3 separate regions of the Homo sapiens genome follow, and regions 1 and 3 are each linked to region 2. The links are chromatin contacts, found by Hi-C or POLR2A ChIA-PET in ENCODE. All regions are on one chromosome and are shown on one strand. Each heading gives the region's core, a stretch centred on a gene start or an enhancer-like site at or near the end of the contact. The rest is flanking DNA. Distances are from core to core; before and after follow the strand shown.

The links. A loop is a pair of places that touch in the nucleus more often than their neighbours do. ChIA-PET counts read pairs that join two places held with the same protein, here RNA polymerase II (POLR2A). Pooled maps may share reads with other maps.
Region 1: a loop to region 2 is called in a map of CD8-positive, alpha-beta T cell, with 5 times the contacts of the local background. The contact joins the promoter of HSF5 here to the promoter of SRSF1 in region 2. A Hi-C loop is called at or near these places in 1 of 168 maps with a recorded cell type or tissue (CD8-positive, alpha-beta T cell) and 5 of 50 pooled maps. POLR2A ChIA-PET finds 5 or more read pairs at or near these places in 3 of 52 experiments (CD4-positive, alpha-beta T cell, IMR-90 and Panc1).
Region 3: a pooled map shows a loop between it and region 2 (5-fold over the local background). The contact joins the promoter of RNF43 here to the promoter of SRSF1 in region 2. A Hi-C loop is called at or near these places in 7 of 50 pooled maps. POLR2A ChIA-PET finds 5 or more read pairs at or near these places in 4 of 52 experiments (CD4-positive, alpha-beta T cell, MCF 10A, OCI-LY7 and 1 more).

Annotation. Positions count from the first base shown.
Region 1 is chr17:58,485,651-58,489,921 of GRCh38, forward strand. HSF5 (heat shock transcription factor 5) reads right to left here and starts at 2,758. Exons shown (of 6, transcript NM_001080439.3): 1 at 2,075-2,758. The coding sequence starts at 2,624. MTMR4 (myotubularin related protein 4) reads right to left here. Exons shown (of 18, transcript NM_001378067.1): 18 at 3,887-4,271. RefSeq lists silencers at 2,040-2,159, 2,420-2,469.
Region 2 is chr17:58,004,529-58,008,714 of GRCh38, forward strand. SRSF1 (serine and arginine rich splicing factor 1) reads right to left here and starts at 2,718. Exons shown (of 4, transcript NM_006924.5): 1 at 2,416-2,718; 2 at 1,815-1,999; 3 at 1,273-1,445; 4 at 1-1,072. The coding sequence starts at 2,609. The coding sequence ends at 878. RefSeq lists enhancers at 329-1,528, 1,860-1,909, 2,180-2,229, 2,353-3,071, 3,020-3,069.
Region 3 is chr17:58,415,604-58,419,814 of GRCh38, forward strand. RNF43 (ring finger protein 43) reads right to left here and starts at 1,931. Exons shown (of 10, transcript NM_017763.6): 1 at 1,414-1,931; 2 at 1-359.

The sequences.
Region 1 (4,271 bases), core at 1,508-4,007, 480 kb after region 2:
GTGGGAGGATCCCTTGAGCCCGGGAGGTGGAGGTTGCAGTGAGCCAAGATCTTGCCACTGCACTCCAGCCTGGGGGACAGAGTGAAACCCTATCTCAAAAAAAAAAAAAAAAAATCAAGTCTATAAAATAATTTGGCCATGTGAAGTGGCTCACACCTGTAATCCCAGCACATTGGGAGGCCAAGATGGGCGGATCACCTGAGGTCAGGAGTTCAAAACCAGCCTGGCCAACATGGTGAAACCCCATCTCTACTAACAATACAAAAATTAGCGAGGTGTGGTGGCAGGCACCTGTAAAATCCTAGCTACTCTGGAGGCTGAGGCAGAAGAATCACTTGAACCCGGGAGGCAGAGGTTGCAGTGAGCGGAGATCTTGCCATTGCACGCCAGCCTGGGCAACACAGTGAGACTTAATCTCAAAAAGTAAAATAGGCAGGGCGCAGTGGCTCAGGCCTGTAATCCCAGCACTTTGGGAGGCCAAGGCTGGCGGATCACCTGAGGTCAGGAGTTCGAGACCAGCCTGGCCAACCTGGTGAAACCTCGTCTCTACTAAAAAATATAAAAATTAGCCGGGCATGGTGGCACGCGCCTGTATTCCCAGCTACTCAGGAGGCTAAGGAATGAGAATTGCTTGAACCCGAGAGGCGGAGGTTGTGGTGAGCCGAGATCGCGCCATTGCACTCCAGCCTGGGTGACAAGAGCGAAACTCCGTCTCAAAAAAATAAACAAATAATAAAAAATAAATAATCCACTATCACAGAGGGTTTCTTAACTTTTACTAAATACAGATGTATACCAAAAAGTTTTTTCAATACTGAAAGATTGTAGCCAATAGTGAAAACTCCAAAGGCTGTAAATGTGAGCTTTCTAAAATTCTTTTTTAACTAAAACTTGACAGCTGTAAAGAAAACCATCTTTGCCTTATGTTTGTCTAATCATACCCCTTTAAGGAAGCATCAAGCTCTAATTTGCTTCAATGAAAGAAATGTGTAGCCAATTCATTCTACATAGGAACTATATCTTGTAAGCCACGATGTATCGTTGTATTTTTGCTCTTAAGGTATATAAACAACGTCTACCATTCTACACATTAACCAGAACCTTAAATCTGATGATTGTCGTAGCACTTCTAAGATTTCTTAGATGTGCCAATAGGTGGAAGGTGGCAGCCCTCTTCAAGGACAAATTTCCACTGCAGGCACCTTTTCCAAAACTTTCCCTTGCCTGCTATTGTAATGTTCTAAGTTCTCTCTTTTTTTTTTTTTTTTTTTTTTTGAGACCGAGTCTCGCTCTGTTGCTCAGACTGGAGTGCAGTGGCACTATCTCGGCTTACTGCAACCTCTGCCTCCTGGGTTCAAGCGATTCTCCTGCCTCAGTCTCCTAAGTAGCTGGGATTACAGGCGTGCACCACCATGCCTGGCTAATTTTTGTATTTTTAGTAGAGACGAGGTTTCACCCTGTTGGTTAGGCCGGTCTCAAACTCCTAACCTCGTGATGCACCCGCCTCGGCCTCCCAAAGTGCTGGGATTACAGGCGTGAGCCACCACGCCCAACCGTAATGTTCTAAATTCTCTTGACTACGATTTTGTTCCATCCCGCCTTAACCCGTAGGGTGACTCCACTCTGCTTCCCACGGGAGCAAAGGAGCCCCTTTTGTTTCTTCCAGACCCAATGTTTCAACGAAGGACTACTGAGTCCACATGTTTACAGTGGACAGTGTGGGTCTCAGGAAGGTAAACGGAGGCTTACAACCAGGTAAACTCCTGGGGTTCAAACCGGGGACGAGTAGAAGGGAGCCTAAGAGGCGGAGGTCCCTTTTGCTGCCAGTGGGCTCAGAAGGGGCCGAATGCTTACGGACCCTCCAGGGGAGGGCCGGTGGCCACCGTGCTGGTGCCGCTGAGAACGGCGGCGGTGGCGGGACCGCCAGTCTCGGGAAGCACAGCGGCCAATGGGTCCCCGGCGCCTTTCCGACGCCCATAGCGTGAGGACGTGCGAAAATGCGCCCTCCAGCGGCGGTTGCTCCCCGCCGCCCATGTGCCCACTGTGGGCGAGGGCACGGGCAGTCCGGACTCACCGTGCGGCTCGGGCCGGGGCCCCGCGGGCGGCGGCGGCTGCTGGTGCTGCAGTGGCGCGGTGGCGGCGGAGGCCGAGGTGATGAGCAGCCGCTGGAAGCGGTTGGGCGGGCGGCAGGGCACCTCCAGGCCGGCCGCCAGCTTGGCCTTGTTGGCGCTGGTGAGGCGCTTGAGGTGCACGAGCAGCTGTGGCTGGTCGCGGCGGAAGTGCGGGTTGTGGAAGTGATGGAGCGGCCCATTGCCTGCCGGTTTGCCGCCCCCCGGCCCGCCCAGCACCACCTTGCGGAAGCCGTAGAGGTTGAGCTGGCGGATGAAGCTGGTGAAGCTGGTGGTTTTGAAGAGCTCGGGCTCGGCCCCGGCCCCCGCAGTCCCGCCACCGCCCCCCGGCCCGGGCGGGCTGAGCAGCTCGGCCTCGAAGAGCGGCTGATCGATAAGCAGCCCCTCGCCGCGGCCGTCCCAGCGGATGGAGCGGTAGCGCGGGCTGTTCACCAGGCGCCACAGCTTGGCGGGGAAGTTGTTGGGGTTGATGGGGGTGGAGAGCAGCGCCTCCATCGCCCCGCCGGGCCGGGGCCTCGCCCCCCGAGCCTAGCTCTCCCACACCGTTCTCGATCCCTCCCCGGCCTTCGCCTCGCCCTGCCCGCTCCTGCCGGCGCCCATCCGCCGCGTACCAGGGACCGTTGGCGCACGAGGCCCCGCGGCGCCTCCCAGCGCGGCCAATGGGGCCTCGAGTTCCCGCCACGCGGCGTGGGCACCTCCCCCTCGGCGGCCGCGTGCCCCAGCTCGGCCCGCCGGACGCCTGCGGGACCCGGGCAGGAGCCCCTTCCCCAGGCGTTCCCAGACTTCAGGCCGGGAAGGCTGTCTGCCGGGGTGTTCTAAGTCCTGACAAGAGAGAAGCCCAGTTATCCACCGTGGAATACCAAGAGGCGTGTGTTTCGGCCCAGCCAACTAGTGGAGACTTGGAATGCAGAGAAAGTGTGCGTTAGGCAGCAGAGTTGGTCGTTCTGGGGACCAAAGGGTCTGGTCTGTAATCTTTGCTAACAGTGGAACTGCTTACCTCTCAAACAAAAATGATGCTACTGGAGGTATAATATCTTGAGTAAACGAACTCACCTTTTAGATAGTAGCCCTTTGTATCTTTTAAGATACACTCTTTTAAGTCAGTATTTGTTCAAGACAATTTACTCAAGGTTAGATGAAAACTGAGGTCCCTAGGAGGAGGGAATCACAAGAATCTAAGTACTATCTTGTGTGCCTGCCCAACTAGCTGGTGGCATTTTAGACATTAAAGAGAAATAAAGATGGGACAGAATTCTACGGTATCCATAAGAATCGATCCCTAGCCAATCAATAAATAAGAATGTAACAAGAGCTGTGCTGATTCAAAAAGAGAGGTTCATTTGAAAACGGAAATTGGCCGGGCGCAGTGGCTCATGTCTGTAATCCTAACACTTCGGGAGGCCGAGCTGGGTGGACTGCTTGAACCCAGGAGTTCGAGACCAGCCTGGCCAACATGGTCAAACCCTGTCTCTACTAAAAATACAAAAATTAGCCAGCGTGGTAGCATACCTGTAGTCCCAACTGTTCAGGAGGCTGAGGCAGGAGAATCGCTTGAACCCAGAAGGCGGAGGTTGCAGTGAGCCGAGATCGCACCACTGCACTCCAGCCTGGGGAACAGAGGGAGACTCCATCTCAAAATAAATAAATTGGAAATTGCTGGGAGAAAGGGGTACAATGTTCTACTCTTCTCATGGTCAAAGAATAAGTGAATATTAAGTTTTTTTAGAAATGAAAATAAAACGACCCAACAAAGCAGCACTAATATAGAGATTTTATTTAAACTGTATTGAATTTTTACAGCACATTGCATGTTTGTCACAACGCAACTGCACAGTTTGGATTTTTGGCCACATCATGTCACTTACACCCACAACAGCTCTGAAAGGAGTATTTGATGAACACATCTGAGCCAAGAGCCCAGAGTCTCTCTCCAAGGCCATGCAGTTTGTTCACTGATGGGACAGTCCCTCAAAACAGCCACGCTAAGTAGACAGATACAGTCTCCCCAAATGTTACCAATCTTACTCCCCTTGAAAACAGGCAGAGTGAAGTGCAATGAAAGACAAGTTAATTAAAAAGCCACTCACAACTGGCAGTAAATTTTAATGATTGATAAAATGCTTAAAATAATTTTATGTATCA
Region 2 (4,186 bases), core at 1,468-3,967:
GTCACACAGAGGACATGCAGATTTAGCAGTATTGATATTATACTCTATCTTGTTGGATTTAAAAACACCCTGTACCCACATGTACACCAACAGCAGGTCACACATTAACAGTTGTAACTAAGCACTGTGACAAATTAGCCAGTTCTTCCCACATTAGTCCCTATTAAAACAAAAATGGGGGGAAGGGAGCAAAATAAGTTGCTACAAAATGGGCAATATAATTTTGCCACAATTGCCAAGGTTTAAAAAGCAAAGCAATTGTAGCTAAAGACAACTGAATAAAATGTTTGCAAGTGTTTTAAGGAAAATGTATATAATCATTTTTAACCCCTGCCTTTTAGTATAAGGTCAATACTGCCAATTTCATCTGTGACAATAGCACTTGGAGTCATACCATTGCCTCCATTATTGATCTGATCCTCCTCAATCCTCCTTTTGACAATCCTAAAATGATTGAAATGTGCTCCACAATCCTTAATCCAAAGCATTCTTAATCCATCTCTTCAGATATGTCTACAGAAAGACACATGAAAAGCAAGATAAACATAAGAACTTCCCCAGGTAAGATAACCACAAACACCCCCAACATCCCAGTTCACACAAACCAGGGCAGATAGACATTTACACAATATCACAGTCTGAAGAGTATGGAGTTAACTAAATTTAAACAATCCTGTCTATGACATCACTTAAAATACAATTTATCAAAGACACGAAGGGAATGTAGATGTTAGGAGCAAGGGGATATTACAAGAATGCAATTCAACACTTTAGCCCATTCTGAACAAAACAGTTTGAATTAAAAAATGAAAAGATTGTACTGAATAAAGGAAAACTGTATACAACATGGGTTCTACAAAAAGTGTCACCAATCATCTTATGTACGAGAGCGAGATCTGCTATGACGGGGAGAATAGCGTGGTGATCCTCTGCTTCTCCTTGGGGAGTAACTGCGACTCCTGCTGTTGCTTCTGCTACGGCTTCTGCTACGACTACGGCTTCGAGATCGAGATCTTCCATAACTTGGACTTCTGGGCCCATCAACTTTAACCCGGATGTAGGCAGTTTCTCCCTATTGGATAGACAGAACTTTCCATTGAAAGATCTAAGCTTTCATCTATCTTCAGACATGCTGAATGAATACAATGTAACTAAAACCAGAAATCTGGCAATTTACTTGGACAACCTTGCCTGAATCCTTACCTTGAAATTCCACTGTTAAGACCACTGTATCCAATTCTGGTCAAAGAAAAGAATACGTGTATAACCTACCTCATGAGATCTAAACTTAGTGTTATCCAGTTTTCGAACTGCATAGGTCATATCTTCTTTCCGTACAAACTCCACGACACCAGTGCCATCTCGGTAAACATCAGCATAACATACATCACCTGCTTCACGCATGTGATCCTTTAAATCCTGCCAACTTCCACTTGGAGGCAGTCCTGAAAAAGTGATTTTTTTTTTCTTAGTACCAATTATCTTAAATTTCACGTTAAGCTGGTAAGGTACATTAGGACAAAGAGTACTTTAAAGTACTTAATAGGTGTACTTAAGTGATACCAGGTAAAGAGAGCTGGTAAGATTCTGGAATCCAGAGTCCAAAATTATTTGTAACGATCTTCGTATCTAGTACCGCAACCTAATTTGGTAAATCACCACAGCAGCAATCCTCGTTTATTAAATTCACCCAAAAACTAAAGCAATTTAAGACCTAGCATGAAAAATTTGCAATTATTAAACCTGTCACGCAAGAGAAAAATTTTAGGTAGTTTTCGTCCCTTCACATCAATCCACACAACCAGTACACTCACCAGAGACAACCACTCTGTTTTCAGACCGCCTGGATGGGGGGCCATAGCGACCTCGGGGAGCTCCGCCACCTCCACCCCCGCCGCCGCCTCGGCCTGTTCCACGGCCGCTTCGAGGAAACTCCACCCGCAGACGGTACCCATCGTAATCATAGCCGTCGCGACCATACACCGCGTCTTCCGCGTCTCTGCGGGATCGCAGAAAGTAAAAGGGATGAGAAACACCAGGAGGAGAAGCTCGCTCAGTTGGGAACCAGCAAACCCCCCGCACATGCGCACCCAACGTGGAAGAGCCCACATGCGCCGCATAATAGGAATGGCCCCTCCCCCACCCAGAAACACGCCAGGCTCCCAACCACTACACCAGCCCTCAGCGCCTCAGTTTCCCGCTCCAGCCTGCGAATGGGCTCCGGGGACGTCCAAGGCGAGGCGCCAGAGAAGCCACATCAACTCAGCTCCTTACTCGACTCCTGCATGGGCGATACAGTCTCGCCCCAACCTCTCTAAGAGCCCCCGCTTCCCCGTTCTCTATGTTAAGGCCTTGGAGCCTTCCCCAACTACTCGGACCTATTTCCTCAAGGCTGCAAGCCCCATGCCGCCTCACCGCGGGTCCTCGAACTCAACGAAGGCGAAGGGCGGTCCCCCGCGGCGATTCTTGAGGTCGATGTCGCGGATAGCGCCGTATTTGTAGAACACGTCCTCAATGTCCTTGGTTCGGATGTCTGGAGGTAAGTTACCCACGTAGATGCGGCAATCGTTGTTCCCTGCGGGGCCACGAATCACACCACCTCCCGACATGGCGGTGACGAAAAGCGCGGACTCGAGAACAGGCCTTCCCACCAAGCCTAGCGCACGGCAGAGCGAGCCCGCAGCGGCACCACGTCTCCCGCGGCCCCTCCAAAATGGCGCCTTTATCAGCTCGGCGCACGGATATGGGGGGGAGACAGAGGAAGAGAAGCGGAAGGAAACAGCGATTCGATCCCAACACGCACGCGCGGGAGCGCAACGGGTGCTGCGAGGGCTACGTTCAGCGCACGCGCACGCACGCGCGACGTCACCCTCCCCACGAAGGGGGTAAAAAAGTCCCCCGCGTTCCCAGCTTGGGGTGGTTTGCGAACAGAGTGACCAGCCGTTTGGTAAAAGTTAAATAACGAACTTTCGTTAAAGGAGCTAGTCATCCAGGTCGGGTCTTGAAGGATGGTCGATTTCTCCAGGAATGAGGATCTTTGAAAGCAACTCGGCGCCTTCAAAGCACTTGGTGAAACCTAGCCTAAAGCGTTGTCCCACCATGCTCTGCGGCGATAACGGCCTTTGGCGGGAAAGAGTCTCGGAGGCGGGGCCAAAGGGGGACGGCCCGGGCGGTTGCTCCGGAAACCCGGGTATCTTCGTAGGGTGCGTCTAATCCAGAGCTGAGTTGCGGGTGATTGAACGGAGAGCTGGGGCGTTGGTTTGTCTTCCCGCCCCTGCTGCGAATAGACCGTGGCTGCTTAGACAGATGTGTCTAATTTAGCGAAACCGATTTAGATTCCTTAATCCTCTTCATTAAGTACCGTTCCGCCTTCTCGTCAGAACTTTGCATAGCTCGGGTCAGCACTCCTAGTGCTAGTCGCAGTGGGTCCGTATCCCGACCGGCAACGTGGTACCCGCCAACCAGAAGGGGTAACACCGTACCGCCTATGGGACCCACACCTTTTTATCTCTTGTTAGTCGCCTGTCCGTGGGACTAGCGCAGAATGCCTGCAGAATGAATCGTTTCTGTTGTTTCCTTTCAAAGAACGAGAAGGAAGAAAGGGTGCGTGTGTGCAGTCCTTTTTTCAAAAGTTTTCCCTAAAAGTTACTGATACACCAGGTTTTGAAAATACCGGTCCTCTCAGGTAATAAAATGGAGCAAAATGGATGTGAGAACCGTAACCACTAGATACCGCGGTTGCTATTCAGGACTGTGATCCTGTTTGCCTGCGGCATTGGGAGATAACATTTTACATTTTTTTTCGACGTCTGAAATCTGGATTTTTATGTGAAATCCTGGGATTTTTAAACGTCGCTAATGAATTAAAATTCAAATCAGGCTGGGCGCGGTGGCTCACGCCAGCACTTTGGGAGGCCGAGGCGGTTGGATCACTTGAGGTCAGGAATTCGAGACCAGCCTGGCCAACATGGTGAAATCCCGTCTCTACTGAAAAAACAAAAAATTAGCCGGGCTTGGTGGCAGGCGCCTGTAATCCACTCTACGCGGGAGGCTGAGGCAGGAGAATCGCTAGAACCCTGGAGGCGGAGGTTGCAGTGAGCTGAGATGGCGCCATTGCACTGCAGCCTGGGCTACAGAGTGAGACTCCTCCAAAAAAAAAAAAAAGGAGGGGGAAACAACAACAAAT
Region 3 (4,211 bases), core at 681-3,180, 410 kb after region 2:
ACCATACATACTGCTTCCACTAGCTAATACCAAATGCAGGTTCTCAGATCCAGACAAATGGAGGAAAAGAACATTTATGCTTCCGTTTCAGAAAGCCAAGTCGTAGTTTTGGCCCTTCCTTTCTCTAAAGTTTATTCCCAAAAACAGGTAGCATTCCTGATTGGGCAGAGAAGAGGATATTTTCAGCCCACATCTGCTGCAGGTATGTCATTTTCTCCCATCTTCACTGTGACTAGTAAAGATCTCACCACTTCTCTTTGGAATTTCCAACTTTGCTTGTGATTGAATGTCACTTCGTGAATTTGTATTATGTCAGATCACTTGGCATTGCTCTTCCATATGCATCAAGTTGCCAGGCACTAAACCCAATGTTCATGAACAAAACAAGGCAAAGTAAACAGCTAAGGCCATGCATCAAAGGTGAGCGTGAAGAACTCCAGCTCAGAAAAGGAAGGGATGGCCCTTTTTAAGCCATAATATGTGTTAATGGTAAATGACTAAATACCACAAGGAGATTTTTTTTTTAATGGAGGAGAAGAGGGAACAATAATAAAAATTTCAGGCCACACGTTGATGTCCAAAGATGCTACAATATGTATTTAGAAAAGTTTCCACATTAAACTGTATTTCAGTGTGGCCAGGTTTCTAGGCCCACTGCATTTACATACTTTTCATGAACTTAGACATACCATAATTTTTTGTGTTTTACCAAAATTTGCCTATAAATTAGGTGCTAATTTATGTATCTTCACACATTACAGGATAATCCTGAGCATCACAACCTTTTCCAACTTTCATAATTAGAGTATTTGAAAAGGTTAGCTTTCCAATTATTTTTCCCAGTTAAAATTCATATTTCCATCTCCATTTTCTTTTCTCTCTTAAGGATTCTTGATTTTATTCTCCAGCTCGGAAATGCCGAGCACTTTGATTTCCCATGAGATGCTTTTGGAAACTACTTTAATATCCAGATTTTATGATCTGTAATTTTCTAGGTTCATAAGAAAAACAAAGGACTATTCCTCACATGTATCCAAATTCCCTGAGGGGGTAGGGAATAAAAGGTAGGGGGAGCAGGGAGGCGATTAACCACAGGCTCTAGGTAGAATACCCTGAAAAAATACAAATAATCTTGAGTAGAATAGATCTGTGCTATTTCTAGGCACTATGAAAATTTGCGTCTTTGTACAAACACAGAATAAGATTTTTAAAATGTGCACCCTTAAGTAAATATAAATACACCTCACCCACAAAGCCCTCTGTGTTCCAAGGTCAAGTTTAAAAATATTATAAAGTCTTCAGAATAAGTGCTGAAAAGCCAAGCAATTGAACATGAACCTGTTATATGGATTCTTTTCTTTTGCTGAGGCAGAGGGAGGGGGGAAAAAGGAATTTCAAAAGAAATCTGCAAACCTGTTGCGCTGTCGGGCCCACTGGAATCCACGGGGGTGAAACAAATTCAATTATGCTTTTACAGATCCTGCTCAAAAAAGGTTTCAACTGCTTAACCAAGTACAGCTCATTCTTCCACCTTCTTACTCTGCAACCAAACCAAGTGCCCCATACTACAGGTAGGTGCCGAGAAATTCCGCAGCCTGAAAAAATAATCCATGCAGGTCAAAGGCAGAAATTTACTCCGGGATGAGAGATGCTGTCCCCTAGAACTAAATTAAACACTTACAGAAAATCCAAAATCATTTCTGAAACCTCCTTGCTAACAAAAGTTCTTTTTTTCTCCAAACAGCATATAAAATGATCAAGTCTTGAAAGAGAAAAGAAGCAAAGTAGCAAATACATCAACAATTCACTATCAGAAACACATAAAATCCCAGAGAGAGAGAAGGCAGTATCTCTGAATCATGGATGGACTTGGAAAGTTCGGAAGGATTCCGAGTGCTTCCTTTCAGAAAGACAATTCTGGATCAACTCCCTAGAGCAGGAAGCCTGTGGTTTGTAATTGGTGTTCTAGCTCTGACTCCCTCCCCTGGGACTGCAATCACGCTCTCTACCTGCTGACAAAGTGAGGGTGGAGCTGCTAGAGGCAACCACTCCCCACCCTGCCCCCCTCCTCCTGGTGCTCACACACAACACTTACTTAACCAGACCCGTTCTTTCGCTCTCCCCCCTCCCTCAGCTCCTCTACTCCCTCTACTGAGCCACAGCTAAACTGCATCCAATTCGATCCCGAGTACCTTTCTCTGGGTAAGCAAGCTACCACATGCAAATCAGGGCCACTCAAAGATATCTAAGCAGACTCTGCACCCAACAGAGCATAGATGATGGTATGAGGAAATAAACAGAAAAAAATAAAGGTAATCCGGAAGATAAAAGAATGGACACAAGGTTTTGCAAATATAAGTTCAAAAGGATTTCTGCTCATTCCAAGTTTGAGTGTCTATAAATGGCAGAAAGCCAGAATAAAGTGATCCTGTGTTTTAGTACTTACTGATTTATTGCTGCTTATGTCTGCTACCCTGGGAAGGGCTCTGTCCATTTTATGCTTAGCTTTTCTTCAGCTCTTACTAATTTAAATTCAGTAGCTCTGTCTAAACTGTGCCTATATGGAACTTTCAAATCAGGTTGATGTCAGATGTCTGGAATCCAACTGTTATTTTCTTTTCAATCTTTGGGAGGTGAAATAATACTATGGATCAGACCTATGCCTTCAATGTAAGACTCCAAATAAGTCCATGTCATAAATACAAGCCAAAGGGTAAAATATGATTAATGAGAAGAACATAGGCAAAAAGAAAATGAATTTCTGGCTAATTACCACATTCATGAACTATAATCCTTATTACTACCCTGCCATTAGAAATAATACAACAGTTTCTAATACATTTATAACATTTGAAGTTTCAAATTACCAGATTATATTTGACTGTGGTGAGACATTTTATTTCTGAACCGCTGCCATAAACTTTCAAAATTATACAAATGAACAACAATGTGGATATAGTTAAATCTAGTGAACTGTACACTTAAAAATGGTTATGATAGTAAATTTTATGTGTTTCTTACCTCATGTAAAAACGAATCTCTGATCATCTGTAAAATGCTGATGATAATAATTACGATAGGTCTGTTGTAAAGATTAAATGACATAATGCCTCTGAAAGCAAAAAGGATGAGTAGCCTATTGACCTTCAACATTGTTTCCCCTGTAGATAAGGTTTATGACAGTAGTTTCAGAATTTCAGATCTAATAACTAACCTAGATCAAAGACAAATTCGAAAATAAATTTTTTGTTTATTTTTGTTGTTTGAGACAGGGTCTTGTGTTACCCACGCTGGAGCACAGTTGTGCCATCATGGCTCACTGCAGCCTTGACCTTCATGGCCTCCCACCTCAGCCTCCAGAGTAGCTGGGATCACAGGTGCGTCCCACCACACCCTGCAAATTTTTTTTTTTTTTTTTTTGAGACGGAGTCCCGCTCTGTTGCCCAGGCTGGAGTGCAGTGGCGCTATCTCGGCTCACTGCAAGCTCCGCCTCCCGGTTCATGCCATTCTCCTGCCTCAGCCTCCCGAGTAGCTGGGATTACAGGCGCCCGCCACCACGCCCAGCTAATTTTTTGTATTTTTAGTAGAGACGGGGTTTCACCGTGTTAGCCAGGATGGTCTCCATCTCCTGACCTTGTGATCCACCCGCCTCGGTCTCCCAAAGTGCTGGGATTACAGGCGTGAGCCACTGCGCCTGGCCAACACCCTGCAAATTTAAAAAAAATTTTTGTTGGGCCAGGCGTGGTGACTCACGCCTATAATCCCAGCACTTTGGTTGACCAAGGTGGGTGGATCACGAGGTCGGGAATTTGAGACCAGCCTGACCAACATAGTTTAATTTAACATAGTTAAACTAAAAAATAACCTACAAATGGGCTTTGCCTCATCTATTCCTGCTTAAAACGTGCAAAGGAATGAAAAGACCTAGCCCTAGTAATTAATACACACACTTAATTGACAGAAAGAAGACAGTTACAAATGTGGTTGCCCTCTCTTGAGGAAACTCTGAGATTTGGAAATGATGATGATATGCATCATGAACCTGGAGACTTGGAGAAACTCAAGATCAAACCAAACAGCTCTATGTAGCTTAGTTCACTGTTTTAGATCACCAGAATTGCAAGAGCAATTATTCTTCAGCTTCAAAGTTTTGGAGTTACCCTCTAGGGTTGATATACTACTACATTTTCCTAGAGATGTCATAAAGATGC